Linked DNA regions of Homo sapiens: regions 2 and 3 are each linked to region 1. A link is a loop called in an ENCODE intact Hi-C map of the cell type or tissue named here. Cell type or tissue: MCF 10A. All regions are shown on one strand. Region 1 holds the start of LOC105371240 (a long non-coding RNA gene). Region 2 has its middle 26 kb from the start of DNAJA2. Region 3 overlaps N4BP1 (NEDD4 binding protein 1).

Region 1 (8,000 bases):
CCTAACAAAAACAAGCAATGGGGAAAGGATTCCCTATTTAATAAATGGTGCTGGGAAAGCTGGCTAGCCATATGCAGAAAACTGAAACTGGACCCCTTCCTTACACCTTATACAAAAATTAACTCAAGATGGATTAAAGACTTACATGTAAAACCTAAAACCATAAAAACCCTAGAAGAAAACCTAGGCAATACCATTCAGGACATAGGCATGGGCAAAGACTTCATGACTAAAACACCAAAAGCAATGGCAACAAAAGCCAAAATTGACAAATGGGAGCTAATTAAACTAAAGAGCTTCTGCACAGCAAAAGAAACTATCATCAGAATGAACAGGTAACCTACAGCATGGGAGAAAATTTTTGCAATCTATCCATCTGACAAAGGTCTAATATCCATAATCTACAAGGAACTGAAACAAATTTACGAGAAAAAAACAAACAACCCCATTAAAAATTGGATGAAGGATATGAACAGACACTTCTCAAAAGAAGACATTTATGTGGCCAACAAACATATGAAAAAAAGCTCATCATCACTGGTCATTAGAGAAATGCAAATCAAAACCACAATGAGATACCATCTCACGCCAGTTAGAACGGTGATCATTAAAAAGTCAGGAAACAACAGATGCTGGAGAGGATGTGGAGAAATAGGAATGCTTTTACACTGTTGGTGACGGTGTAAATTAGCTCAACCATTGTGGAAGACAGTGTGGCGATTCCTCAAAGATCTAGAACCAGAAATACCATTTGACCCAGCAATCCCATTACCGGGTATACACCCAAAGGATTATAAATCATTCTGTCATAAAGACACATGCACACGTACGTTTATTGCAGCACTATTTACAATAGCAAAAACTTGGAACCAACCCAAATACCCATCAATGATAGACTGGATAAAGAAAACGTGGCATATATACAGCATGTAATACTATGCAGCCATAAAAAAGAGTGTGATCATGTCCTTTGTAGGGACATGGATAAAGTTGGAAACCATCATTCTCAGCAAACTAACACAGGAACAGAAAACCAAACACTGCATGTTCTCACTCATAAGTGAGAGTTGAACAATGAGAACACATGGACACAGGGAGGGGAACATCACACACCGGGGCGTGTCAGAGGATGGGGGGTAAGGGGAGGGAGAGTATTAGGACAAATACTTAATGCATGTGGGGCTTAAAACCTAGATGACAGGTTGATAGGTGCAGCAAACCACCATGGCACATGTATACCTGTGTAACAAACCTTCACGTTCTGCACATGTATCCCAGAACTTAAAGTCAAATTAGAAAAAAAAGAAGAAAAAAAAAATCATTATGCCCAAATACATCATTGATGTCTATTTCAGTTGAGTAAGGAGACTTGTTATACTGGGAAAGAGAAAAAAAGGGGAACATGTACCTTGAAATCATACTGAACTGAATTCAAATCCTGTCCCTGCCATTTACTGGCATTGGAAAAGTCAAGTAAGTTCTCTAAGTCTTTGTCTCCCCATTCTTTTTTTTTTTTTTTTTTTTCAAGACAGGGTCTTGCTCTGTCGCCCAGGCTGAATAGTGCAGTGGCTCAATCTCGGGTCACTGCAGCCTTGACCTCCCCGGCTCCAGCAATCTTCCCATCTCAGCCTCCCGAGTAACTGGGACTACAGGCATGCGCCATGTCTGGCTAGTTTTTGTACTTTTGGTAGAGACAAGGTTTCGCCATGTTACCCAGGCTTCCCCGTTCTTCAAAATGCACATGAAAATGATGTCCATCAAAGCATTCCCGGGAGCATTAAATGAGAATTCTTGTAAAGCAAGGAGCACATAATCTAGCCCAAGAGCGCTGCGAGTTCACAGTGACTCTTTATTTTGCACTGCACTTGGAAGAATGTTGGACAAAGCGCGTGCCTTGGAAGCCAGGGCAGGAGTTCTCAACCTATGGAGCACCAGGAACACCTGGGGTTCCTGTTAAAAATATCCATGCCAAGAGTCCCACCCCAAACCCACTGAGCCAGAATCTAATAGAGGTGGATGGAACCTAAGCTACTGCTACTGTATTTTAACACCCTGCCCCTCTTTTTTTTTTTTTTTTTTTTGAGGTCGAGTCTCGTTCTATCACCCAGGCTGGAGTGCAGTGGCGGATCTCTGCTCACCACAACCTCCGCCTCCCGGGTTCAAGCGATTCTCTTTCCTCAGTCTCCCGGGTAGCTGGGACTACAGGCACGCGCCACCATGCCCTGCTAATTTTTGTATTTTTAGTAGAGACGGGGTTTCACTATGTTGGCCAGGCTGGTCTCGAACTCCTGACCTCGTGATCCGCGCCCCCCCCCCCCCCCGCCCAAGGCCTCCCAAAGTGCGGGGATTACAGGCGTGAGCCACCGCTCCCAGCCCACCCTACCCCTTTAATTCGGGCACATCAAAGCTGAGAACAGCTAGATGGAGATGCCCTGTGTCCTTCGGTGTCACTTCTGGGCCTCCGGAGGTGGCAGGCCCAGGCAGACTGACGTGCTAAGGTTGTCGTTCTAGATGCTGAGAAGTTCTGGAGTCATCACCAGACAGTGTTAAGAAAGAGAGCTTTGGGGAGTAATTTCCCTCATGTGACCTGAGGGCGGGGGTAGGGATGGAGGAAGTCGCCCTCCCCGCTCTGACATCTGATCACCTTCTGTCCACTTGAAGCAGCAAAAAGAGGGTGCAAAGTCCCCGTTGCATTTTACTGAGCTTCTGATGCACTCCCCCACCTCCCCAGCTGCTCTCTCCACATTCGAGGAAGCAGCGCGGGTAGCAGCTGACCCAGTCGCCCCTGGTTGCCTGGAAGTGCCCTTCCAAGCTTTTTTGTCAGAGAGAAAAAACAAAAGCCAAGCTCGGGGCTGTGGGTGCTTACCAACTTTCTTTCGGTTCCCTCCGAAATCCCTCCCATTTGTGGGAGGCGTTTTCTGCCAGTCACCCACGTCCATTTGGTTTGCATCCCAATTCGGCCTTGCCACCGGCTCCCAGAAGCTCTGCGTGCTGCGGGTGGCCCCGGCGTCTACCTCGCGCTCGGGTGGAAAGAGCTGGGACGGCCTCGCAGACTGCGCTGGCGCCGCGAGAACAGCAGGTGGCGCCACGGACCCAAGGCGCCCTGAGCCGGGAGCGCTTCCTGGAGAGAGCAGGAGTGTCTGTGTTCACAGGAGCTCAATAAATGCTTGATAGGTATGTGTGAGAGCTGAAAGTTTCCCGCTGCACTCTGTGTCCAGGTCTAAGCAGAAAAGCTGGCAGGAGGGTGAAAAAGCGAGTGTCCAGGGGTGGGAGTTGAACAATGGGAACACACCTGGACACAGGGAGAGGAACATCACACACCGGGTCCTATCGGTGGGTGGGGGGCAAGCGGAGGGGGAGCATTAGGACAAGTACCTAATGCATGCGGGGTTTAAAACCTAGATGACGGGTTGATAGGTGCAGCAAACCACCATGGCACATGTATACCTATGTAACGAGCCTGCACGTTCTGTACATGTATCCCAGAACTTAAAGTCAAATAAAAATTAAAATTAAAATTAAAAAAAAAAAAGCGAGTGTCTCCGCAGGAAGGGCGGGCGGACCCTCCGCCTTGCAGAAATGGGGAAGCCTGGCCCGGGAGCAGGGAAGGCCGCGCAGCACCAGGAGCGGAGGGGCCAGGACTCGGTCGCCAGCTCGGTGGTCTTAGACCCTACACGGGCTTCCCCAAAGACCTGCGGCTGCTAGCAACCCCCACCCCAGGGACAGAGTCCTCGGTCCTGGGGCACCAACTGAGAATTTCCCACTCTGAGTCATTTACATCCCCTTGATGATTTTGGACGTACCTACATGTCACCTGAAATATGACTCAGTTATTTTTTTCTTCAACTCAACTGTTTAAAGTTAAATGTAGGCCAGGTACAGTGGCTCATGCCTGCAATCCCAACAGTTTGGGAAGCCCAGGCTGGAGGATCTCTTGAGGTCAGAAATTTGAGAGCAACCTGGGCAACATAGCAAGACCTCATTTCTCAAAAAAAAAAGAAAAAATTCAGAGCAGGAGTGTAAGTTTATTTAAAAGGCTTTAGAACAGGAAAGAAAGGAAAGGAAAGTATGCTTGGAAGAGACCCAAGCAGGCACCGACATCAAATGCCCATTTTTTTTTAATTAGCCAGGTGCAGTGGTGCACACCTGTAGTCCCAGCTACTCAGGAGGCTGAGGTAGGAGAATCGCTTGAGCTTAGGAGTTAGTTCAAGGCTGCAGTGAGCCGAGATCATACCATTGCACTCCAGCCTGGGCGACAGAGCAAGACTCTGTCTCTAAAATAAACAAACAAGAGTTATCTGTATTAAAAAAAAAAAAGTAAATAAGTAGAGCTAAATATAAGGGAAATAGTTTATTGCTATACTAACTAGAAGCCCAGTATTTCTCACCAAAACATAAGAGAACTATAAAAATAAATACACAACAGTCATGATTTCTTACAAGTCTGTCAGTTTACCGCTGAAAAGCAACTGGTATCTCATCAGTGCTGTGTTTTCCACACTTGAGGAAAATCAGGGATTCCAGCGCAGAAACCAACAGGAATTCTGAATGAAATGAGGTAACAGGTGGTGAAAGGAAAGCCAAGCAAAGCCGGAGAGAGAGGGGTTCAACCCTGACCGACATTCTGTGCCGGGCAGCAGATTCCAGGGCTTCTTGCAAGATGCACGTTCTTCCGGAAACTGCAAGTTATTTTTGACTGGTAAGCTGGAGGGGAAGGGTAGAGGCCCAGTTTCCTGTGAGCCCACCCCACCCCTGAGGTCTGATGCCAAGCTGATGGCATCACAGGGTCAGGTAGTCCCAAGAGGTCACCTGGCTGGCCTCCCATATCTGGTGACCAATCACCTGTCCCACAACCTTCTTGAGGGGTCTTCCTCCCTCTGCCCCAGTGCATTGCTGCTGTGGAGGCAGCTGCAGGGAGGCAGGACCCAGGGCAGCTGGCCAGACAAGTGAGTGCAGGGAAGATAGAGGAGGTGGAGTGGCCCTTCCCCAGACACAGCTTCAGTGAGCCTGTGATTGAAGAGGTGTCTGCACTGGGTTACGCTGTAGGGAAAGATAACCATGGGACTGTGGGCAAGGCACTTCCCCTCTTGCTCTTGGCTTCCTCTTCTGTAAATTAAAGAAGGTGGGTCAAACAGGACCTTGTAGTGAAGAGTCGTCTCCAAGCACCTCTCCAGCCTGAGACTTGGGGCTGTTAGAGGGAGGAATTGCCTGGCCAACCGTGTCTTTCAGTGCATGCAGTTGGTTTTTTTTTTCTTTTAAAGACAGGGTCTTGCTCTGTTGCCCAGGCTGGAATGCAGTGGCCTGATCATGGCTCACTGCAGCCTCGAAATCCTGGGCTCAAGTGATCCTCCCACCTCAGCCTCCCAAGTAGCTGGGACTACAGGCACCCACCACCATGCCCAGGTAGTTATTTTATGGTTTACAGAGATAGGGCCTTGCTGTGGTGCCCAGTCTGGTATGCAAGAGTTTTGTAACAAAGTGTGCAAATGGTCTCTCCTATTATTTCAGAGAACCAAGAGCCCATGGTCAAGTAGAAGGAGCACCCTCCCCACTGTGTGTGTCCTGCAATCCTGGAATATGGAAAGGCCATTTGTGCCACCTTGTCCTGGAGCTCTTTAAGTCAAGAAATCCCAATTATTGATCCTGGGCAGTCCCTAAACTAGCCTGGTATGAGTTTGGGAGTGGGAGAGTTCAAGGGGAGCCAAGGCATGCCTCTGCCCCTCTAGTTCTGCCGGGAAGTCTTCAATATTGCACACCCGCTGTGACAGTCCTGGCTCAGTCCCTTCCTAGTGGTGGGGACTGCAGTCAAGTTAATTAATCTCTCTAAGCCTCAGTTTCTTAATCTGTAAAATGGGCATAACGCCTACTTCATAGAATTGTTTGTTGCGGCTAAATGAGATCATTCATGTAGAGTCGGTCAATCAGTATTTGCTGAACACCTACTGTTCTAAGTGCTTGGTGCATAGCCTAGTTCCTTGTACAGGATTAGGCATGCAGGGAGTTTTGGAAAAGCAATGAATATACGTGTATATATGTGTGTGTGTGTATATATATATATGTATATGTTTATATAGAATATCTTCCATACCACAGCAATTCCATTCAATCCCCTCTTTCAAACATGAAGGGGCTGGGCTTCCTCTTGGCATGGTAGCCAGGTTCCAAGCAAGACTGTTTCACCAGCAAGTGTTCCAAGAAAAAGGAAGTAGAAGCTTTCATCTTCCTAAGCATTGATCTTGGAAGTTCTGGAACATCACTTCCACTGAATTCTATTAGTCAATGAAGTCACAAGACCAGTCCAGATTTTTAAAGGGAAGTACGCACATGCAGGAAGGAAGGAATTTCTGAGGACCATCTTTGGAAACTACCTAACACAGACAAGGAATAGAAAAGGCCTGGTTTCCTGTGAGCCCGCCCCACCCCTGACCTGACGTCTGATGCCAAGCTGATGGCATCACAGGGTCAGGTGGTCTCAAGAGGTCACCTGGCTGGCCTCCCATATCTGGTGACCGATCACCTGTCCCGCTTCCTTCCTGAGGGGTCTTCCTGCCTCTGCCCCAGTGCATTGCTGCTGTGGAGGCAGCTGCAGGGAGGCAGGACCCAGGGCAGCTGGCCAGGCAAGTGAATGCAAGGAAGATAGAGGAGGTAGAGTGGCCCTTCCCTAGACACACCCTCAGTGAGCCTGTGATTGAAGAGGTATCTGCATTGGGTTATGCTGTAGGGAAAGATAACCATGGAACTGTGGGCAAGGCACTTCCCCTCTTGCTCCTGGTTTCGTCTTCTGTAAATTAAAGAGGGTGGGTCAGACAGGGCCTTATAGTGAAGAGTCACCTCCAAGCGCCTCTCCAGCCTGAGACTTGGGGCTGTTAGAGGGAAGAATTGCCAGCAGTTGCTCACTGACACTGTAACATTTATTCATTTGTTCATTCATTCATTGCCTGCCTTCCCCTCTCATATGTAAGCTGATGAGAACAGACATTGCTTTGTTTAGTGTTATATTCCCAGCACTTAGAATGCTTGGCACTTAGTAGGTGCTCAGTAAATATTTGTTGAATGAATGAATCAATCAATTAAGTAATCAATTATTCAATTGTCCTAACCAGCCACAGGAAGTTGAGTAGGACAAGAAGGTTTCATGGAAGAAGTGAGAATTGGGCTGGGCTTTAAAGACAGGTAGGCCTGGCAAGAATGTGTTCTATTGATGAGCCAATGAGAAGCAGTGAGAGATAGTGGGCTGATGCCCCAGTCACTTTGGTGGACACACAACCAACCACAAACCCTTAACTAATTGTTCTTTCACACCCCATACAGGGAGCTGAGAAGCCTTCATTAGATTTGATGTGTGTGTCCCATGGAGTATGTAGAAAGAGGATGCCAAATTTTTTTTTTTTTTTTTTTGAGATAGGGTTTTACTCTATTACCCAGGCTAGAGTGCAGTGGTACAATCATGGCTCACTGCAATCTCAACCTTCCAAGCTCAATCCATCCTCCCACCACAGCCTCCCAAGTAGCTAAGACCACTCTGCCTGGCTTTTTTTTTTTCTTTTTTCTTTTTTTTGAGACAGAGTCTTGTACTCTCACCCAGGCTGGAGTGCAGTGGTACAATCTTGGCTCACTGCTGCCTCCACCTCCTAGGTTCAAGTTATTCTCCTGCCTCAGCCTTCTGAGTAGCTGGGATTACAGGTGCACACCACTGCACTTGGCTAATTTTTGTATTTTTAGTAAAGACAGGGTTTAGGCCGGGCTCGGTGGCTCACGCCTGTAATCCCAGCACTTTGGGAGGCCGAGGCGGGCAGATCATGAGGTCAGGAAATCGAGACCATCCTGGCTAACAGGGTGAAACCTTGTCTCTACTAAAAATACAAAAAATTAGCTGGGTGTGGTGGCGGGCGCCTGTAGTCCCAGCTACTCAGGAGGCTGAGGCAGGAGAATGGCGTGAACCTGGGAGGCGGAGCTTGCAGTGAGCCGAGATTGGGCCACTGCACTCCAACCTGGGTGAC
Region 2 (8,000 bases), 1.7 Mb after region 1:
AGATCTGACCTTAGGACCAGAGACCTCTGAGCTAGAGAGGTCTAGCATGATCCTGGACATCAGTCAGTAGCTGGACACCCAGAATCATCCTCCCAGGAATAACAGAGAGAGAGTGTTGGATCTTCCATGTGTATCCTGACAGTTTAGAGATGTTCATGACAATGGCTTCACTACAGAAGTTTAGGCTTTGAATGCTTCATTACTGGCTATCAAAGAAAGGAGATTCAACATTTTAAAAAATTTTTATTAATGATTGATTGATTGATTGAGATGGAGTTCTGCTCTTGTAACCCAAGCTGGAGTGCAATGGCGCGATCTCCGGTCACTGCAACCTCTGCCTCCTGTGTTCAAGTGATTCTCCAGCCTCAGCCTCCCAAGTAGCTGGGATTACAGGCACCCGCCACCATGCCCAGCTAATTTTTGTATTTTTAGTAGAGACGAGGTTTCACCATGTTGCCAGGCTGGTCTCAAACTCTTGACCTCAGGGGATCTGCCCGCCTTGGCCTCCCAAAATGTTGGGATTACAGGCTTGAACTACCACTCTTGCTCTGTTGCCCAGGCCAAGTGCAGAGGCTCGACCTCCTGGGCTCACTGCAGCCTCCGGATAAAATGAAACCCTCTGACTCCTCACCTTTAGGGTGGCTTAGATCTCAAAGACTTTGTCCACAGAGTTTCCTTATCTTCCTTATATTGACTCACAGAGGACCACTGACTACATTTGCCCAACACAGGAGGCTGAGGCAAGAAAATCACTTGAACTCGGGAGGCAGAGGTTGCAGTGAGCCGAGATCAAACCATCATACTCCAGCCTGGGTGATAAGAGCGAGATTCCATCTCAAAAAAAAAAAAAAAAAAAAAATCCAGAGGTTGGCCTAAGAAATTAGAGTAGGCACAGAAGAAGTAAAACCTCAGCACATGAGCTCCCCAGTATGTACCATACTTATCTTTAAGGTCCTGGGCTTAAACCCCTGATATACTAAATAGATCCACAGAGAGAAAGAACTTTGTTCCACCCAAATAAACTGGATCCCCAGACCAGGCTGGTCACCTCATTTCCCTTTGTTTGCTTTAAGAGGACAGAAAAGACTATGCCAGGAGAATTTGGAGCTTAACATGGGCGTTATTTTTGTATTTTTGCCAGCTGTATTCAATTCCCTTTCTTTGGGTAATTGCATTCTGATTTTCCTCTAAAGTCAGGGGTCAGCAAACCACAGTCCAGGGGCCAAATGCAGCCTACCCCCTGCTTCTGTAAATAAATTGTATTGGAATACAGCCATGCTTATTCTTTTACATATTTACTATGATGCTTGCATACTACGATGGCAGGGTCAAGCGGCTGCAACAAAGACCATATATTCTGCAAAGCCTAAAATATTTACTACCTGGCTCTTTATAAGGAAAGGTGTAACACTTCTGCTCTCAGGGACCACAACCTTACTGACTCTCAATCCTTGTGAATCAGAACTAACCTGTAATTTATCCACTAATAAATTTCCTCTTCTGTTTGAGTAGGGTTTTCTGTCACTTGGCAACCAGTTGAGTCCTACCTGATACAAGGTTGGCTGAGCAGAAATCACTCTTTCTACTGGCCTGGCTTAAAAAAACACCCGCCCAGAGAAATGGCATCATAGATAGGCAGGAATTATGTTCCTTTCCCCAGAAGCTGCAACTTGTTTTCTGCTAATGCAATCAAATATTTGAAATAGGGAGTTTCCCAGAAAATGCCAGGTTATGGTCACCATCCGGTGGTGCCTCATTTATGTACTGACAGCGGAAAATGACAAGTGTGTGTGTCTGGTGAGGGAGCAGTAGCACTATTGACTAACAGGTAGAGCAAGAGATGGATACTGGCTGCCTCCACATCTCGGGGTGTGGACTGTGTCGCAACAGCCAACCAGCATCATGGAATAATTTGTCTGTAGCAGGCTCAGCACTTAGTGTTTTACACGTGTTATGTCACACAAAACCCACGACCACTCTGTAAGGTAGAAATTATTACTGCCCCAGTTTACAGATGAGGAAGCCAAATATCTGATATATTGGCCGGGCGGTGGCTCACGCCTGTAATCCCAGCACTTTGGGAGGCTGAGGTGGGTGGATCACTTGAGGTCAGGAGTTTGAGACCAGCCTGGCCAACATGGTGAAACCCCATCTCTACTAAAAATAGAAAATTAGCCGGGTGTGGTGGCACATGCCTGTCTGTAGTCCCAGCTACTTGGGAGGCTGAGCCAGGGAGGCAGAGGCTGCATTGAGATCGTGCCACTGTACTCCAGCCTGGGCAAGACAGAGTGAGACTCTGTCTCAAAACAAACAAACACCAAATATCTGAGATATTGAGGAATTTCAGAAAGGTCACATGGCCAGGAAGTGATCAAGAGGGGATTCCAATTCAAGTCCAAACTCCAAAGCTCATGTGCTTCAACACGATGCTTTACAACCAAGTCAACAAACCCTGAAGAAGTAGCAACTCTTTTCTCTACACTTCAGCAAAGGTCCTGGGTAGGGTCTTATTGGTCTGGTGTGGGTTTTGTGCCATCCTTGCACCAATCACTGTGGTTAAGGTGCACATCGTGCATTGAACAGCAGGGCCTGGGTCACATGCCCAACCATGAGGCTGAGGTGGGCCTATTCTCTTCTAAATGATCTGACAGTGGCAGTGCCAGCCTTTCCATGTAAAAGGGGCTTGGGACTTGAAGGACACAGCAATTTATGCATTGGAGAAACATCTATTGTCCACATTAAAGAATACAGCAAGGAGGGGTAGGGTTTCAAAGACGAAAGCCTCTGTTGAGCATTCCTAGATGCCAGGTACTGTTTACGAGCTGTGTGCCCCAGACATTTTGCACTTTCATCTTAGGAAGCGGAAACTGCTAAGGTGGAGGACTAGGGTTTGCTTAAAAACAAAACAAGCTGGGCGCAGTGGCTCATGCCTATAATCTCAGCATTTTGGGAGGCCGAGGCAGGCAGATCACTTGAGGCCAGGAGTTCCAGATCAGCCTGGCCAACATGGTGAAACTCTGTCTCTATTAAAAACACAAATATTAGCCAGATGTGGTGGCACACACCTATAGTTTCAGCTACTTGAGAGGCTGAGGCGGGAGGTTCGCTTGAACCCAGGAGGCAGAGGTTGCAGTGAGCAGAGATCATGCCAGTGCACTCCAGCCTGGGCAGAGTGAGAACCCTGTCTCAAAAAAAATTTTTTTTAAACCCCACAGCACTGCAGATGGGGATCACATAGGTGACCAGCTCCCCCTGGTGCTTAAACAGTTTTTCATCCAGAAGTTTCCTTTTTAGACTTTTATCATGGGGAAGTATGGCTGTGCAACAAGATTGAACACAAGAATGGTTATTGAAACATTGTCAATAATGGTGAGAAGTTGGAAATAACCTGAACATCTCCCGTTAAATTTTGTTATGTCCATTCAATGCATAATGTGTAGTTATTAAAAAGCAAGGTTGAGACCCTGTGTGAAAAAAAAACACAAAAAGGCATAGAGTGCCTGAATGGATAAAGATGTAAGTGAACAGACAACTCAGAATGGAAGAAAATATTGCAGACTGTCCATCTGACAAAGAATTAATAACCAGAGTGTATAAGGAACACAAATAACTCAACTGCAAAAAAAAAAAATTATTTAAGAAGGGGGAAGATCTGAATAGACATTTCTCAAAAGAAACCTACAAATGGCCTACAGGTGTATGAAAAAATGCTAATTACTAGTCATCAAGGAAATGCAAATCAAAACCACAAGGAGGGCCGGGCGCGGTGGCTCACGCCTGTAATCCCAGCACTTTGGGAGGCCGAGGCAGGGGGATCACTTGAGGTCAAGAGTTCAAGACCAGCCTGGCCAACACGGTGAAACCCTGTCTCTACTAAAGATACAAAAATTTAGCCAGGCATGGTGGCACATGCCTGTAATCCCAGCTACTCAGGAGGCTGAGGCAGGAGAATCACTTGAACCCGGGAGATATATTTGAAGACAGCTAAAAGAAAATAATTCAAAATTCAAACTTTTCTTTTTTTTTTTTTTGAGACAGAGTCTTGCTCTTGTCGTCCAAGCTGGAGAGCAATGGCACGATCTCGGCTCACTGCAACATCCACCTCCCAGGTTCAAGTGATTCTCCTGCCTCAGACTCCCGAGTAGCTGGGATTACAGGCGCCTGCCACCACGCCCAGGTACTTTTTGTATTTTTAGTAGAGATGGGGTTTTGCCATGTTGGCCAGGCTAGTCTCGAACTTCTGACCTCATAATCCATCTGCCTTGGCCTCCTAAAGTGCCGGAATTACAGGCATGAGCCATCACATCCAGCCTATTAATTCAAACTTTTCTAGTGGAAAGAAAAGACCAGTGGCCTAGAATGGTGGCTCATGACTGTAATCCCAGCACTTTGTGAGGCTGAGGCAGGAGGATCACTTGAGGCCAGGAGTTTGAGACCAGCCTGGGCAACATGGCAAGATCCTGTCTCTATAAAAAATAAAAAATCTTAGCTGGGTGTTGTGGTGCACACCTGTAGTCCCGGATACTCTGGAGGCTGAGGCAGGAGAATGGCGTGAACCCAGGAGGCGGAGCTTGCAGTGAGCAGAGATCGCACCACTGCACTCCAGCCTGGGCGACAGAGCGAGACGCCGTCTCAAAAAAAAAAAAAATGCGTTCACAACTGTTCTGATGGAATACGCACAAAGTCGAAAGTAATGATTTTCTCTGGGTTTGAGGATTATGGGTGTTTAAAAACATTTTTATTATAAAAATTTATTATAAAATTATACACAGCCTGGGCACGGTGGCTCACGCCTGCAATCCCAGCATCCTGGGAGGCCAAGGCAGGTAGATCACTTGAAGTCAGGAGTTTGAGACCAGCCTGGCCAACATGGTGAAACCCTGTCTCTACTAAAAATAGAAAAATTAACTGGGTGTGGTGGAGTGTGCCTGTGGTCCCAGCTACTCGAGAGGCTGAGGCAGGAGAATCGCTTGAACCGGGAGGTGGAGGTTGCAGTGAGCTGAGATCATGCCACTGTACTCCAGCTCAGGTTACAGAGTGAGACTCAGTCTCAAACATAAAAAAAAAAATTATACACAAAAGTAGAGAGAATAATATAATGAACCTCTATATGGCCATTGCCCCAACTGATTCATTAATTATTTTTTATTTTGCCACACTTGTTTTACTTATTATTATTATTATTATTATTTGCAAACTGATCCCTCTCTCCTGAAGTATGTTATTTATTTAGAGACAAGGTCTCACCTGTCGCCCAGGCTACAGTACAGTGGCACAATCTTGGCTCACTGCAGCCTCAAACTCCTGGGCTCAAGGGATTCTCCCACCTCAGCCTCCCACGTAGTTGACATTACAGGTGTGGGCCACCACACTGGCTAATTTTTGTATTTTTTTTGTAGAGATGGGGTTTCGCCATGTTGCCCAGGATGGTCTCAAACTCCTGGGTTCAAGCAATCCTCCTGTGTCCAAGCAATCCTCCTGTGTCCAAGCAATCCTCCTGTGTCCAAGCAATCCTCCTGTGTCCAAGCAATCCTCCTGTGTCGGCCTCCCAAAGCACTGGGATTACAGGAGTGAGCCACTGGCCCCTGGCTTGGAAGTATTTTAAAACAAATGCTACACCTCACTGATTTTTATTCCTACATAACGTCAACATGCATCTTTTTGAAGGACATTTCTTATGTGTTTCTGATGTCATTATAATACAACAAAATAAACAACCCTTCGTATTCCGCACTACTTGGATTATTTCACATTTTCATGATTCTCCTTTCTTTTTCTTATCTGCATTTCCTAATTTTTTACAATAAACATAACATATATTATTTAAAAACAACATCTATACAAAAATTAGCCCGACCTGGTAGTGTGCACCTGTAGTTACAGTTATTAAGGAGGCTGAGGTGGGAAGATCCCTTGAGCCTGGGAGTTCAAGGCTGCAGTGAGTTGAGATTGTGCCACTGTACTGCAACCTGGGTGACAGAGCAAGAGCCTGTCTCAAATAAATAAATATATAAATAAATAAAATAAAAGCAACAATTAAGACATTAAAATTCTTTGATGTACTTTTCTTTTTTTTTTTTTTTGAGACAGGGTCTCACTCTGTCGCCCAGGCTGGAGTACAGTGGCACAACCTCGGCTCACAGCAACCTCCCCGTCCCCACTTCAAGCGATTCTCCTGTCTCAGCCTCCCGAGTAGCTGGGAGTACAGGCACATGCCACCACACCAGGCTAATTTTCCTGTGTTTAGTACAGATGGCGTTTCACCATGTTGGCCAGGCTGGTCATGAACTCCTGACCTCAAGTGATCCGCCTACCTCAGCCTTCCAAAGTGCTGGGATTACAGGGGTGAGCCACCGTGCCTGGCCTGATGTACATACTTGGTAACACAGGTTACATTAAGCAATTAAATACCAAATCTGATTAATCTAGCAATGATCTAAACACAAATAAAGGCTTGCAACTTTTTAGCCATTTGAGATGGAGTTTCGCTCTCGTTGCCCAGGCTGGAGTGCAATGGCATGATCTCAGCTCACTGCAACCTCTGCCTCCTGGGTTCAAGCGATTCTCCTGCCTCAGCCTCCCAAGTAGCTGGGATTACAGGTGTGCACCACCATGTCTGGCTAATTTTGTATTTTTTTAGTAGAGACAGGGTTTCACCATGTTGGTCAAGTTGGTCTTGAACTCCTGACCTCAAGTGATCCACCCACCTTGGCCTCCCAAAGTGCTGGGATTACAGGTGTGAGCCACCGTGCCCAGCTATTTAACAACCTTCCTTCCTTCCTTCCCTCGCTCCCTCCCTCCTTCCTTCCTTCTCTCTCTCTCTCCTCCTCCTCCTTCTTCTTACTCCTCCTCCTCTTCCTCCTCTTCTTCCTCCTCCTCCTCTGCCTCTTCTTCTTCCTCTTCTTCCTCCTCCTCTTCCTCCTCCTTTTTTTTTTTTTTTTGAGACAGGATTTCACTCTGTCGCCCAGGCTGGAGTGCAGTGGCACAATCTTGGCTCACTGCAAACTCTGCCTCCTGGGTTCAAGTGATTCTCCTGCCTCAGCCTCCCAAGTAGCTGGGACTACAGGCATGTGCCACCATGCCCAGCTAATTTTTGTATTTTTTTGTAGAGATGGGGTTTCACCATGTTGGCCAGGCTTGTCTCAAGCTCCTGACCTCAAGAGATCCACCTGTCTCGGCCTCCTAAAGTGCTGGGATTACAGGTGTGGGCCACTGCACCTGGCCAATTTATCATTTTTTCATTCCCACCACCAGTATTTCAATTGCTCCACATTCTTGTGGACAAAAAAACATTGTCAAGCTTTCTCATTTTGGTCATTTTGGCTGTTCCCTAGTGCTCTGAATTTGCATTCCTTTTCAGGACTGCTGATGTTGAGCATCTTTCCATGCTTCTATTTAATTTTTTTACATGTCCCTGACTTGAAGCTCAGATATTTCCACGGTCTTACTGGCCTTGTGTACATCTTCTCTTATAAAGTGTCTGTTCAAACCTTTCCCCTATTTTTTTTAAACTGTTTTGTTTTGTTTTTTTAAGTGATAAGGTTTCACTCTGTTGCCGAGGCTGGAGTTTAGTGGCACGATCACAGCTCACTGCAGCCTCGAACTCTTGGACTCAAGTGATTCTCCCGCCTCAGCCTCCCGAGTAGCTGGGACTGTAGGTGCACAACACTGTCAGGGGAGTTCAAACTAGAGTGACTCCATCTTGAATGAGGGCTGGGTAACAGGAGGCTGAGACTTGCTGGCTGCATTCCCAAGAGGTTAGGCATTCTTAGTTGCAGGACGAGACAGGAGGTCGGCAAGACTGGTATCACAAGACATAGGTCATAAGGGCTCTACTGATAAGACAGGATGCGGGGAAGAAGCTGGCCAAAACCCACCAAAACCAAGATGGTGACAGAAGTGGCCTCTGGTCATCCTCACTGCTCATTATACCCTAATTATAATACATTAGCATGTAAGAGGCGCTTCCACCAGTGCTGTGACAGTTTACAAAAGCCATA
Region 3 (8,000 bases), 80 kb after region 1:
TATTTCAATTCTTTGTGCTTTAGTGCAAGTGCTGTCTTTATAGACTAAAAATGACATTAAAAAAATTATTTTTTTTTTTTTTGAGACAAGGTCTTCCTCTGTCACCGAGGCTGGAATGCAGTGGCGTGATTTCGGCTCACTGCAACCTTTGCCCCACTGGGCTTCAGCGATCCTCCCACCTTAGCCTCCCGAGGAGCTGGGACCACAGGCGCATACCACCATGCCCAGCTCTTTTTTTGTATTTTTAGTAGAGACAGGGTCTTACCATGTTGCCCAGGCTGGTCTGAAACTCCTGAGCTCAAGGAATCCGCCTTCCTCAGCCTCCCAAAGTGTTGGGATTATAGGCATGAGCCACCATGCCTGGCCAAAATTTTTTTTTTAAGCCTTAAATTTAGTGCTGGTTTCATATATTTGGAAGCTAATGTAGCAAGCATCCCGGATTTTCAACTATAGTCCTTTCAGTTTTCATCCTAGGAAAAGACAGGAGCCAAACTTTTTTTGTGGGTTTATTTTTATTGATTTATTTTTTTTGAGATGGAATTTCACTCTTGTTGCCCAGGTTGGAGTACAATGGCGCGATCTTGGCTCACTGCAACCTCCGCCTCCCAGGTTCAAGTAATTCTCCTGCCTCAGCCTCCCAAGTAGCTGGGATTACAGGTGCACGCCACCATGCCTGGCTAATTTTTTGTATTTTTTTTTTTTAGCAGAAACGGGATTTTGCCATGTTAGCCAGGCTGGTCTCGAACTCCTGACCTCAGGTGATCCACCCGCTTCGGCCTCCTAAAGTGCTGGGATTACAGGCGTGAGCCACTGCGCCCAGCCTTTTTGTAGGTTTAAAAAGACAAAGCCGGGTTTGGTGGCTCACGCCTGTAATCCCAGCACTTTGTGAGGCCGAGGCAGGTAGATAACTTGAGGTCAGGAGTTCGAGACCATCCTGGCCAACATGGTGAAACCCTGGCTCTACTAAAAATGCAAAAATTAGCTGGGTGTGGTGGTGCGTGCCTGTAATCCCAGCTGCTTGGGAGGCTGAGGCAGGAGAATCACTTGAACCTGGGAGGCGGAGGTTGCAGTGAGCCGAGATCGTGCCACTACACTCCAGCCTGGGTTACAGAGCAAGACTCTGTCTCAAAAACAAACAAAAAAACAAAGCTAGTTTTCCAAGCTGGTGGTCACTTACTGGCGAATACTACTTAGGTTCATCATGTATGTGTGAGAGCTCTCCCTCTGAATCACGAGTGCCTGATGGGGTCATTTTGTATGTGTGAGTGTCTTTTTACATTCACTTTCTAAAGTCATTTGCTTTGAACATGTTATGCTTATATTAATTTCCTTACTGCTTAGGAATCACTGCCTGGGGGAACTGACCATTACTTTCTACCTTCACTGAATGGAAAAGCCAGTATTCAATATTTATCTGAAAATGATTTGGTAGTTTAGGTTTTCTTTGTTGTAGTTGGGGTTTGTTTTGTTTTTAGGACACCTTGTTAGTGGTTGTTTCTGTTTTCATAATTCTTAGGTAACAGACATTAACTAAAGATTCCTGTGAACCTAACAGGGAGATCATATGACCCCATGACTGATGTTTACTCTTTTTAAAAACTAAACCAGGCTGCACTTCTGTGCATTCCCAGCTGGTATTTGCATGGGGGTGTGATGGGGGGTCTAAGCTGAGAGGAAGACACACAGCTCTCTCAGCATTTTTAGGCAGTCACACTTTCCAGCTGATCTTTTCCATTTGCAACAGGAACCACTGGGAGCTGTAGGTTTGGATTCAGTGGTAGGTGGTGATGGGTTTCTTTTTTTACATGGTGGTCTCTTCTACCTAGGAGACCACTACAATTTCAACTCCCTGGTCTTGTGAATCATTTCTCTTTTGAGCCTTTGGGTTTTATGACACAGACGAGGACTTAATTCCCAAATGCCATGCTTTTCTACCCACATGAAGAGAATGGCAGCCATTTTCCACACCTGCTGTGCTCATCAGTCCATCTCATTTTGCTTCCCCACATCTGAACTTGGAAATCCCCTGCTGGGCTTCAGGCCCGAGGCCTGTGTCAGAGCATCAATCAGGTCCGCGGGTCAGAGTTACCAGAAGGAGAGTCCTCTGCTTGCTCCTGCTCCTTGAGCAACCTGGCACGGGGTCTGTCCTGCCTGCCTTTTCACTCTCACTTGGTGGCTCTTTGTGGAGCGGCTCAGAAATCGGTTAAGAAGTTGGGAATCACTTCCATCACAGAGGGGCTGTTGAAGTTAGTTGAGCTTTTGAAGTTGGGGAAACTTCAGCTAGCCTCATTTCTCGCCTGCAGGCCGAGTCCAGTGGGAGGCTTTTGAGCGATACAGATGCCCTCCCTGTACACACATACTCGCACATACCCATGTGCATACAAGTGTGGGCACCCACCCACACCTCATCTAGACTGAGTCGGTGGGGACTGCCACTCTCCCCAAAAGGAGTCTCTTCTAATTTCTATTAATCAGGGTCCTGCACAAAATCAAAATCTTCAGAAGAGTAAGACACTGTTAAACCTTTTGAAAGCTCCCAAGGGTACCCTGGTTAGAGCCAAACAGCTGGATGGGGTCAGTCCTCACAGCAGAAGACCTGGGAGGGTGGTGCTCCCTCATAGAGCGCATTGATTCCCTGGCACGCCTTGAGGTGATGTCAGTGAAATCCCCGCAGGCTCCTCTGTGGGTGTCTCATGGCACCATCTCCACCTCAGTCTTGCATCCTGCCTTTGGAAGCCAGGGAGCGGCATCCTGAGCCTCAAGGCCTGCCGCAGGTACCTTCTAAAATAGCTCTATGATTTTTTGTTTACTTATAACCCAACTCACCAGGACTCACTTCCATTCACAGAGATATGCAGCCCCTACTCAGTGCCCTGCCAAATGTGGGCATGTTTGACCCCAGCTTCAGAGTCCCTGGCACCCAGGCAGCCAGCACCAGCCACCAGCCTCCGACCCGGATTCAGGGAGCCCCTTCAAGCCACTGGCTCCCTCAGCAGCCCCACTTCCCACTGCTGCCAGCCCTCCCCAGTCTCCAGCAGAACCTGCCCATGCCAGCTCAGAGATCTTCTGCAGAAACCAACGAGCTGAGGGAAGCCCTTCTGAAGATCTTCCCTGACTCAGAGCAAAGACTGAAAATAGACCAGATCTTGGTGGCCCACCCATACATGAAAGATCTAAATGCGCTTTCTGCCATGGTGTTGGATTGAAGATTGTGCTGAGCGCTGAGCTTGCGCTCAGGGCTGGCTGATCAAACTCAAGCTCACACCTGTACCTGATGGGAATGAACATAATGTGAAGAAACTTATTTCCCAGTGTAAACGCAGTTGTACAGAAAAAAAATGTTTTGGGTATAAATCTGGGTTTTCAAAACCAGCTTTTTTCTATATATAAATTATGCTGCTATTACAGATTTAACATTTTCTGTTAAAGGAAAGTCTACATTTTCTGCCTGTTCAGAACTGTTTAATAGCAGTTACTCTTGAGTGTATTTACCTTTTTATGTTTTTTAAACTATTTTCCTTAAAGCCGAAAATATTGACAAATGGATATGGTTAGCCTTTATAAATAAATAAAAAAAAAAGTGTTGCTTTCTTAAGGAAAGCAAGACGTCTTAAAGTATATTTTCTTGAGATGAGTATGTCCCATCACTACCATGAAGTGTGCTCACCCTTCCAGCCTCCTCTGCCCTCACCCCCGGAGTTAAAGTGGGTAAGAGTTGGTTTGTTCTGCAGTCTTTGGTTGGAGTGTTGTGAAAGTGGACCCGCGGTGCCACTAGATGGCACTTGGTGCCTAGCCATGGTGAATGACCAGGGCGAAGTTAGTCTCACAGAATACCAGGGCTAGAAGACATCGTGGAGCCCATGGAGTCCCACCCTCCTTCCCCCTTCCACCCTGCGCAAAAGGGGACGGCCCAGTGTGCACGCCGTCCGGCCATGCCCACAGCCACAGCCACAGCTGAGGAGTGGCCGGGCAGGCAGCAGGCTCCCCAGCCAGGGCTTGACACGCCCACAGTCAGGGGCCTCCACATGCCTGGCCTGGCTCTGGAAGTCACGTCTTAGCTTCTGAACACCGTAGCGGGTTATGAGGAAGTTTAATGAAGAGCCCGGTCACTGTGGCCATCTTGTGTCCCCAACTGCAGGAGACGCCCTGATGTGGAGTTTGTACAGCTTTGCCAAAAAATGGTTTTCTATTCTCAAAAGTGACCCAAGCCAATAAATAGCATTAGTAGCTTCTGTGGGGGGATCCCAGAGCCCCTGTATTTATTTTCCCTGTGTTTGTCTCTAGTGTCCTCCTAAACAGCCTTTCCTGTGAGTCTTTCTCAGAATTGATATCTTAATATTGTCTGTTCTAGGTGTTGCCCAAATTCAGTGTCAGTGAAGTTCTTTTCCTGGGCAATCTTAACATCTTTACTCTTATTGTCTGGACCTTCAAAGGGCTTTGTATTTTACACCTGCGCCCCCAGGCTGCTCACAGTCGGCTTGCTGCCTGTCCTGCCTGTCCGGATCTTGTCTCCTAGTCCTGAGGAGCGGAGGCTGAGAACTCAGTGCTGGTTTGTAAATGGTGAGGGGACTTGGGGGCATCCCAGAGTGCTCCCTCCAGGCCTGCTTCTTGGTTTTGTTTGATCACTGCGTTCTTCAAGGGATGAATCCAGAGCCCTCCATGAGGCCAAGCTTGTCCTTCAATCATGTTTCCTCTCAGATGCGTCCGTGATGCCTCCTAATGTGGAACTGGTTGTCCATTGTTTGGGCCTATGGCCAAGTCACCCAGCTGTGGAAGCAGAGGTAGAAGACGAGGCCAGCCAGGAGGGCGACTTCAGTCACAGCTCCCATGCCTCAGCTTTGTACCTGTTTTCAAAAGCACAACTGAGGTGTGCGGGCTGGAGCTGTCTTGCAGTGATTCTGGCCTTCTGGCTCATGGTTCAGTCCAGCAGCCTGGCTGACCCACTATTTCTCCTCTGCTTCAGAGGAAACCCAGGAAATGCCCTTACTGCCAGGCTGAGTCTCCACCCATGCTGGTTGGTGCTGGCTAGGCTGAGGGGGCCACCACTTTTCCTGGCTAGAAGCTACTTGACCTTTGATGTTTGAGTTCTGTAAGTCTTCGTGTTCTGACTTACTGCTTCAGAGGGATTGGCCTGTCCCCTTTCCCTTTCTCGGCTATGGGAAGGAAGGATTGCTCATTGGTTGCCTTCATCAGTTACAGCATGAGACGGAATTCATCATTCCTTCCGAAACCCCTGATATTTAATATTTAATATTTAAAAACCCAAATTATCAAACCATTAAGAACTCATTACTGGTTCTCAGCCTCCTCCAGTACTAGCCTCAGTGTGGCTGCTGCATAAGTATCTGTAGCCTGTCTACCTCCTGCAGTGGGGCCGCTCGCCTCTTCCCTGTCTACTGCTCAGGCTCTCCCACTTCGTGGCATCCATGTAAAGTAGGTGGCAGGGCAGAGATGTCACTCTCATTCAACAGGGAGGATGTCTGTTGCTCAGAGAGGTTGTCCTGAGGGGCTGGGTGATTCCTGGGCCTACATTCTTCCCGAGGCTCCAGGCCGCTGTCTCTGGAAGTAAAAGAGCCTTGTCTGACCTTAATGCAAGCAGTCTGTTTGAACCCCTGTAGGCTGCATTCAGGAGACAGAAGGTGTCTGGGCCATCCTGGGCGGCCGGTCAGCGTTGCTAGGCAGGCTCGGCTGTCTGGCCGGGACTTGGGCCTGGGTGGCTTTTGAGACCAGTGAAGAAGGGAGAGCCGGCCTCATGCCGATGCGGCTTGTGGCACGGCTGGGATGTGAGGGAGGACTCAGATCTACACACAGAAACCCCTCTTCTCCCCGCCCTCCCCCAGCTCCTACCTGCCTCCCACGCCTCAGGTGTGGCTGCCTGTGGGACCATCCCCCAACCCCTTTCCTCGCACCTCCTTGTCCTCACCCAGTTCCTGCAGTGTCTCTGACCCACGCCTCCCGCCTCCTGGCCGACTTGCCCAGGAGGTGTCTCTGGCTCACCTCCGTCTGTTCATCACCTTCCTCCCCAGTGTTTCCACTTATCTTGGATGTTTTAGATTGAAACAGCCTGATTCCCGGAAGAATCCTCTTCATTCATTGCTAGTGCTTCCCCTCACCTCCCACTCTCCACTTCCCAGTTTGCAAATGTGGCTTTCGCCCACCAAGTGAAAGCGGACTGAGAGCAGCCCTTGGGGACGGCCCGGTGCCTGGCTGCAAGGCCGCGCTGGGGCTCTGTCTTGGTGCACATGGCTTGACCGGACTTTCCCTGCTTCCCACCACTTCCCTCACTCCCAGACCTCCCTCATTCTTTTTGTCTCTTCTTTTTGCCTAAAGCCAGTCCTTAACACCCTATTCTTCCTCTGCAGGTGGCTTGCAGACTTTTCCCCACCTTTGGGGCTCGTGGTGGTGGAGAGGGCAGCTGGTGTTAAGAATGTAGGTTACCGGGCATGACCCGGCAGATGCTTGCCCAGTAGTTCTGGAGGAAGGCCCGGGAATCTGCAAATGAGCGCATTCCCCAGGCAGTTCCCATGCAGGTGATCCACGGACCACATGTTGAGAAACTGCAGTCACCCTTAGGGCCACACCGTCCCTCTCCTCGCTGTCCCCTCTCTGTAGTGACTGGCCCTGACCTTCAGGAGTGCACTTTCCACTCTACCAGGAAGCCCTATGACATCCTCAGGCTCCCCAGACCTGCAGCTTGCATGGGGCCCCTCCCTTCTTCCACACCCACCCTCCGTATGGTCCCCTGCTCTGCCCTCGTGCTTTGCTGGCCCCTGCCCGCTACTCCCACTCTCAGACACCCAGGGGTGGTGGGCCCTAACTGGCTGGCCCCTCCCAGCGCTGCCCTCTGCCGTCCAGATGCTGCAGTGTGGCCAGATTTACCTTCCAGTAACATACTTCTAGTCACCCCTCCTCCTGCGAAGTGATCTGCAGTGGCTGTTTGACCAGACCACAAAGTTCACATCTCCTGAGCTTAGTGTCCGTGGCTGTCCACCTCCCAGCCATACTTGACTGTCCCCAAACTCTCCCTGCAGCCACATGTTTCCCATGACCTGTGGGCTCTGCAGATGGACCTCTCTCCGCTAGAGATGCCCTTCTCCCAAATGGCTTCCCTCCTGGAAGGCCCAGCCTGAGTCCTCGTCTCCTTTCCAGTGCTTCTGCCAGAAGCATCCCCATGATGTTGTGACCGCACAGCACTTTGTGTCTCGCTTTGAGCACTTGCCACTCTGGCTGGTGCTGCTGCCACTGATTGTGTACTGTCTTGCTGCCCTTTCTAGACTGTGAGCTCCTCGTGGGCAGGGACCGCCTGTGTTCTCTGTATTTCCCACGGCGCCTAGCACAGTGCCTTGCACTTGATAGGTGCTTAATAAATGTCTGCTCAACTGAACTGGAGGACAGTGCCTTCTTGACTGCGGCATCTGGCAGCAGGACCAGTAAGAGGCCGGGAATCCACTGCCCTGCAGTGGGACAGTGGGGTGGGGCTGGGGTCACTCCACTCCCTTCTCCCTCCCCTGCCAGGCTCCAGCACATGGCATCCTGGGCACACAGGTCCGGGGAGGGGTACCTGGCGCAGGCTGCATACTAGATGCACTCAGGCTTCCTGGCCAGGGCCGACAGCCGGCCCAACCTATGCCAGTCCAAGTCACTCCTGGGGAGTTCCTCTGTGGTGGTGGGAATCGTGGGATGCCAGGCCCAGGTCTGTCAGAAGCCATTTTCCACCCTGGGGGAAGTCGACCTGTGGCAGGAAAGAAGCGGCGACGTGAGAGAGGTTCCTGGCAGCATGAGCCTTGGGTTCCTGTTGTCAGGAAAGCCCTTCCTCGGACGTCACCACACCCCAGTATTCTAACACACTTTTTGCTTAAGCTGGTCATTCCAGTTGGATTTACGTCCTTTGAAATCGAGTCTTGAGTAACACGTGTTACTGTCTTTAGCAAGGATTTGCAGATTGTTTAGAAAGGTCCAAAGACCTGCACAAACAGGGCTTCAGGAGTATCCACCCCAGT

Evidence for each region. Peaks named below come from ENCODE experiments on the same cell type or tissue, not always from the same donor. Only the 100,000 strongest peaks of a DNase experiment are listed, where the experiment ranks them.
Region 2: a loop joins it to region 1, with 14 times the contacts of the local background. A loop is called at or near these places in 3 of 110 quality-filtered maps.
Region 3: it touches region 1 in a loop (9-fold over the local background); 74 of 110 quality-filtered maps call a loop at or near these places.

What each region holds. Positions count from the first base shown.
Region 1 is chr16:48,618,470-48,626,469 of GRCh38, reverse strand. LOC105371240 (a long non-coding RNA gene) reads right to left here and starts at 3,033. Exons shown (of 4, transcript NR_188470.1): 1 at 2,867-3,033. In MCF 10A, a CTCF peak has its summit at 3,077 (motif pointing right); a DNase peak (open chromatin) is centred at 3,019.
Region 2 is chr16:46,943,258-46,951,257 of GRCh38, reverse strand. No RefSeq gene overlaps it. Among named protein-coding and RNA genes, the nearest start is that of DNAJA2, 26 kb to the left of the region's middle. In MCF 10A, a CTCF peak has its summit at 3,236 (motif pointing left); a DNase peak (open chromatin) is centred at 3,237.
Region 3 is chr16:48,538,110-48,546,109 of GRCh38, reverse strand. N4BP1 (NEDD4 binding protein 1) reads left to right here. Exons shown (of 7, transcript NM_153029.4): 7 at 2,849-7,384. The coding sequence ends at 3,206. Among named protein-coding and RNA genes, the nearest start is that of N4BP1, 68 kb to the left of the region's middle. RefSeq lists enhancers at 3,488-3,988, 3,989-4,489, 7,037-7,536. In MCF 10A, a CTCF peak has its summit at 3,790 (motif pointing right); no DNase peak of the experiment used is centred here.